Linked DNA regions of Homo sapiens: region 1 is linked to region 2. A link is an interaction called in ENCODE POLR2A ChIA-PET data of the cell type or tissue named here. Cell type or tissue: MCF 10A. All regions are shown on one strand. Links, peaks and the distances in the headings refer to the core of each region. The heading gives the core; the rest is flanking DNA. Region 1 holds the start of LOC105370485 (a long non-coding RNA gene). Region 2 holds the start of ARF6 (ARF GTPase 6).

Region 1 (2,906 bases), core at 314-2,813, 79 kb after region 2:
AAGGATTTGGCTGGTGCCTGTCCTGAAAGTGTGGAATTGTCTACTGTTTGCTACACATGACGTTGAGTGAGTGTGTGTCTATGTGTGTACACACACATGCATGTGCAGGACACAGGGATTGTCTGCGTGGGCATGTTTTACAGTCCAGCTGTTTGTACCTTCAGGGAGGCAGTGATTAAAGAGCAGTGTATGGCAGGTTTTCTTTGATTTCAAGAATCACATATTTGGTTTTGTAGTTAGTGTCTTTGGAGAAGAGTGATGGAGACTCTTGCATAGAAGTGCAACTGATTGCTTAGGTGCAGTGGTTTTGCCTTTCTTAAGAACTCCGCCTCAAAAATATGGAGATAATTTACTTAGAAGAAGGCAATGTGCCGCTTTTTGGAGAAGCAGGTGTACCTGACCTTGCCCTGGGGGAAGTGAAGACCTGAGTTTGAGGAAGTCAAGCTTGAGGCTGTCAGAAGCAGTTATTTATATCTGAGTGATGTGTATGAAAGCCAAAGCCTTTCATTCCACCACCGTCACGGAACTAGTTTAGAGAAGAGGAAGGGCGTGCATTTTGCCTTGTTAAATATCTACTGCACTAAGAACTTCTGGTGTGGTTCAGATTTCTGGTAATCTGTACCCAGGCTCTATTGTCTAAAAAGGAGTGCTTAGACACTCTTCTTTCAACCTACTTTGTGGATAAAACAGCTCACTTCCAGTTGATTGATAGACTGTCAACTGATTGTTGCTTCCTTTCACCAGATGCCCCTCGTGTGGGCAGCCTCGTGTGTGTGTGGTGGTGGGGGTTGTGGTAGGGACCTTGCAATATCTCTAAGCTCAAAATAAGGACATTGGACTCTAAAAACTACCAAAAACCATACATCGGAAACTCTTGGGTTCATCATGATAATAAATGAAGTCTCACATAACTAGCTTTCATTTTTATGCCTCTTGAGTTCTCAGGTTTCCCCACCCCCCCCCACCAGGCTCTTTTGATTATGGGAAATGAGTGTGTTTTGGGACAAACATGTCAGGATTATGAGGGAGAAACTTGGCAGGGGAGCAAACTGTGCAATATGCTTGACAAGACTTGAGAAACAATACATCTCAGATTTTTTCAGATAGTTCTCAATTTCTGGTTCAGAAATATGGCCCAGAAGCTACAGAAAGGGAAGCACCACTGCAGCTCCACGGAGGGTCACTGCCTCTTAGACTTCACTAAGGAGCCAACAGGGGCCATTTATGCCCAGAAAGCTGAGGTGTCTGCAGGAGGGGAACTTACTCCTGCTTCCACCAGGAGTACATGGAAATTGAAAAGAGAGAATTTATGTTTTTTTGCCTTAAATGAGAAAAACAGAAGGTAGATCTCCCAAGGCAGAACATCTGTAATGATAGAGCAGTAAGGAATATGAGGAGGGAAACATGAGCATGTTTGCATAAACATTTAGATTTTTCTGGGCTTGCCCAATCCCAGTCTTTTGGAGTCTGTCTTTTATGAGGGCAACCGTGGTTTAAGAGTGAGCAAATGTTAGTTCATGTAATTAAAACCCGTTGAATTGAACAGGAAACATTCACGGGAAATCTGCAGGTGTCTGCAAGCAAGAGTGACGCTAGAAGGATCTTAGTATGCCAGCTCCCTCTTCCTCAAGGGTAGTGTCCCTGGAATGAAGCCACCAGCAACAGGAGAGGAAACAGATGGGGTTGTAGAAAGTAGGAGCAGCAAAAGCTTCTGAACTTAGTAATAAGCTGCTTGCCCCGGGGTGAGTATAAAAGGCATCTGGGGTATTTGCTTTTTTGTTTATTGGAGGAAGAAAGGTGTCTCGCAACATTTCTCTCTCTCCCCTTCCTCTCTCTCTCAAATTTATTCAGGATATGAAATTTCTAAGGCTACTGCCATCTTAGGGTTTGAATCTCTTTTCAGCTTCATTCACACATATTAAAGAGAGACAGTTCCAGTATGACTTAAGAAAGAAAAGCCAGGCTGATTTCCAAGATGCAGTGTTGTGCCACGGATGAGTTTTCTTCCTGGAGTGAGCTATTTGAGTTTCATTTTTCTTACCACCTTTTAGCCTCTTCATTCCAAGGCCTGGACACTTCAGGCAGAGAAGCCCTCATCCTGGGTGTCGGGGTGGGAGGTGTTCTCATCATGAATGGGAGGCGTACCCAGATCCAGCTCTGCCTTTTTTTAACCAAACCAGAGTGTAAACAAATGGCTGTGTGACTCACCATAATCGACATAGCAAGATATGATACATGCCAGGAGAGAAAAAGAAAGTGCTGATGGAAAAATAATCTCATTAGGGAGATTTGTTTGTGGTGATTTATTTTATTTTATGTTATTTTATTTTTTTGAGATGGAGTATCCCTCTGTCATCCAGGCTGGAGTGCAGTGGCGCGATTTCCACCTCCAAGATTCAAGTGATTCTCCAGCCTCTGCCTCCCAAGTAGCTGGGATTCTTGGAGCCCACCAACACACCTGGCCAAGTTTTGTATTTTCAGTAGAGATGAGGGTCTCATGATGTTGGCCAGGCTGGTCTCAAACTCCTGACCTCAAGTGATCTGCCTGCCTTGACCTCCCTAAGTGCTGGGATTACAGGAGTGAGCCACCACGCCTGGTCTGTGGTGACATTTGAAATGAATCTGAAAAATGAGTAGAACATTAACAGATGGAAAAGACCGTCACTGTATTATTACAGTATTAATGCTCAGTAATATCTGTATCTAACAATACCATGGAGCTTTTGTGGGGCCTGGTCTTAGAATATGCTTTTGCTGGCAGGTGCACCTCGATTATCCTTTGGAGACCACCTTACTCTTTGTTTTTGTTTTTGTTTTTGAGATGAAGCCTCACTCTTGTTGCCCAGGCTGGAGTGCAATGGCGTGATCTCGACTCACGGCAACCTCCGCCTCTCGGGTTCAAGTGA
Region 2 (2,906 bases), core at 185-2,684:
TTTGATACAAAAATGTGTCCTTGGCAGGGCGCAGTGGCTCACGCCTGTAATCCCAGCATTTTGGGGGGCCGAGGCGGGTGGATCACCTGAGGTCAGGACTTCGAGACCAGCCTGGCCAACATGGTGAAACCCCGTCTCTACTAAAAATACAAAAATTAGCCGGGCGTGGTGGTGGGCGACCTAATTCCAGCTGCTCCGGAGGCTAAGGCAGAACTGCTTGAACCCAGGATGAGGAGGCTGCAGTGAGCCGAGATTGTGCAACTGGACTCCAGCCTGGGCGACAGAGTGAGACCCCGTCTCAAGAAACAAACAAAAACCAAAAAACCAAAAATGTGCCCTGAAGTCTTCCACATTGTATTATTTAAGCCTCACGTGAGTTAGCAAGGTCAGTTTACACGAGATAAACTTAGTAAGGTTAAGTGCCCAGATCCAGGCCATACAAGCGGTCGTTCTATATTCTAAATTCTATGCTTCTTAAAGTTAAGAATGGGTAGTAGTTAAGAAGCTACTACTAACAGTATGAGATAAAATGATATTTTAAAGATGAACAGATGTCGCATTCTAAAAAGGTGAAAACGCGGCAAGGCACAGGAACTCTTCATAATACTGCAGTTTTTAAGAAACATGGGCTGGTCTTGACGAGACCTATAGGCAGACAGGGCTCAAACATTCAAAAGAGCTGCAGAGTAAACTCAACTCCGGGAAAGCGCTGCACTGACTGGCAGATTCCACACGAGACACTGGCCTCCCACGTGTCTTTCAGGAAACATACAAAATTCAAGGGATAAAGGAAGCCAAGAAGGGGTTGCGAAAAAGGGAAAAAAAAAAAAAACAAAAGCGAACAGAGCTTCCCTGGGACGTTCAGGGAGCGCGGAGGGTGCGGGAAGGCTGGGGCGGGCGGAGGGAATTCGCAGAGCATCTGGCGGGCACCGAGGTCTGGGAACAGGCCTGGAGGCAGCTCGGTTCGTGGAGAGAGCGGGCTGCCCGTGGGCCCCACCCTGTAGGGCCCCCCAGTAGATCTGCTCCCTTGGTTCGGGTGGGCAGGGGAGGGCAGAGCGCAAAAGAGAAAAGCAGGGAAGGAGACGCTAGAAGAGCCACGGGTAGGCGCGAGTCAGAGTCCGAGGTTCGAGGGCTCTGGGCCGGCCGCATCTGCGAGCCCTCCGAGGCGCCGTAGCCCCGCCCCTCCGGCGCGTGGCGCCCATGACGCTAGGCGCGCGGGCCGCTCTCCTTACAGAGGTCGCTCTTGTCCGAACGGTCGGCCTCTGCTGCGCCTGCGTGGTCGGGAGGGGAAGTGAGGCGGTTTCCTCGGCGCCTTTTCCGGCAGCGGCGGCGGCAGAACTGGGAGGAGGAGTTGGAGGCCGGAGGGAGCCCGCGCTCGGGGCGGCGGCTGGAGGTAACCCCTTGGGCCGAGCTGGAAAGGCGGGCCACCTCGGTCTTCGCTCCTTTGTGGAGCTCTGGCAGTAACTCCCCTCCCTCTCTGTTTCTCTGCAGGCAGCGCACCGAGTTCCCGCGAGGATCCATGACCTGACGGGGCCCCGGAGCCGCGCTGCCTCTCGGGTGTCCTGGGTCGGTGGGGAGCCCAGTGCTCGCAGGCCGGCGGGCGGGCCGGAGGGCTGCAGTCTCCCTCGCGGTGAGAGGAAGGCGGAGGAGCGGGAACCGCGGCGGCGCTCGCGCGGCGCCTGCGGGGGGAAGGGCAGTTCCGGGCCGGGCCGCGCCTCAGCAGGGCGGCGGCTCCCAGCGCAGTCTCAGGGCCCGGGTGGCGGCGGCGACTGGAGAAATCAAGTTGTGCGGTCGGTGATGCCCGAGTGAGCGGGGGGCCTGGGCCTCTGCCCTTAGGAGGCAACTCCCACGCAGGCCGCAAAGGCGCTCTCGCGGCCGAGAGGCTTCGTTTCGGTTTCGCGGCGGCGGCGGCGTTGTTGGCTGAGGGGACCCGGGACACCTGAATGCCCCCGGCCCCGGCTCCTCCGACGCGATGGGGAAGGTGCTATCCAAAATCTTCGGGAACAAGGAAATGCGGATCCTCATGTTGGGCCTGGACGCGGCCGGCAAGACAACAATCCTGTACAAGTTGAAGCTGGGCCAGTCGGTGACCACCATTCCCACTGTGGGTTTCAACGTGGAGACGGTGACTTACAAAAATGTCAAGTTCAACGTATGGGATGTGGGCGGCCAGGACAAGATCCGGCCGCTCTGGCGGCATTACTACACTGGGACCCAAGGTCTCATCTTCGTAGTGGACTGCGCCGACCGCGACCGCATCGATGAGGCTCGCCAGGAGCTGCACCGCATTATCAATGACCGGGAGATGAGGGACGCCATAATCCTCATCTTCGCCAACAAGCAGGACCTGCCCGATGCCATGAAACCCCACGAGATCCAGGAGAAACTGGGCCTGACCCGGATTCGGGACAGGAACTGGTATGTGCAGCCCTCCTGTGCCACCTCAGGGGACGGACTCTATGAGGGGCTCACATGGTTAACCTCTAACTACAAATCTTAATGAGCATTCTCCACCCATCCCCTGGAAGGAGAGAAATCAAAAACCCATTCATAGGATTATCGCCACCATCACCTCTTTCAATTGCCACTTTCTCTTCTTTTGAATTTGAACTCTGGAGTTACTGTTCTACAGTTTGGCGGGGACGGGGCTTGGGGGTTTTCTCTTTTGTTTGTTTCCCTTTCTTTTTCCTTTTTTTTTTTTTTTTTTTTTTGTTGGCTTTGCGTTAGGATGCTCTGATCTGACATTTGACATGAACACAAAGTTGCTAGATGCTCTTGTTGACTTCCAGCAGATGGGATGGGGGAAACACAGCAGTTCTTGGTAAAGTCCTTTGTAATAATAGTTTGATTTTTTTATTTCGAGAGAATCTTTCATTTTCCTATGTATGCTTTTTTCCTTTTTTGCC

What was found. Peaks named below come from ENCODE experiments on the same cell type or tissue, not always from the same donor. Only the 100,000 strongest peaks of a DNase experiment are listed, where the experiment ranks them.
Region 1: POLR2A ChIA-PET joins it to region 2 with 39 read pairs; 25 of 35 experiments call an interaction of 5 or more read pairs at or near these places.

Annotation. Positions count from the first base shown.
Region 1 is chr14:49,970,885-49,973,790 of GRCh38, forward strand. LOC105370485 (a long non-coding RNA gene) reads left to right here and starts at 755. Exons shown (of 4, transcript XR_007064159.1): 1 at 755-1,742. RefSeq lists a silencer at 1-21. In MCF 10A, for the core only: no CTCF peak of the experiment used is centred there; DNase peaks (open chromatin) are centred at 1,007, 1,617 and 2,147.
Region 2 is chr14:49,891,765-49,894,670 of GRCh38, forward strand. ARF6 (ARF GTPase 6) reads left to right here and starts at 1,318. Exons shown (of 2, transcript NM_001663.4): 1 at 1,318-1,393; 2 at 1,492-2,906. The coding sequence starts at 1,973. The coding sequence ends at 2,500. RefSeq lists enhancers at 878-977, 1,848-2,167, 2,198-2,247 and silencers at 1,068-1,457, 1,498-1,687. In MCF 10A, for the core only: no CTCF peak of the experiment used is centred there; DNase peaks (open chromatin) are centred at 717 and 1,197.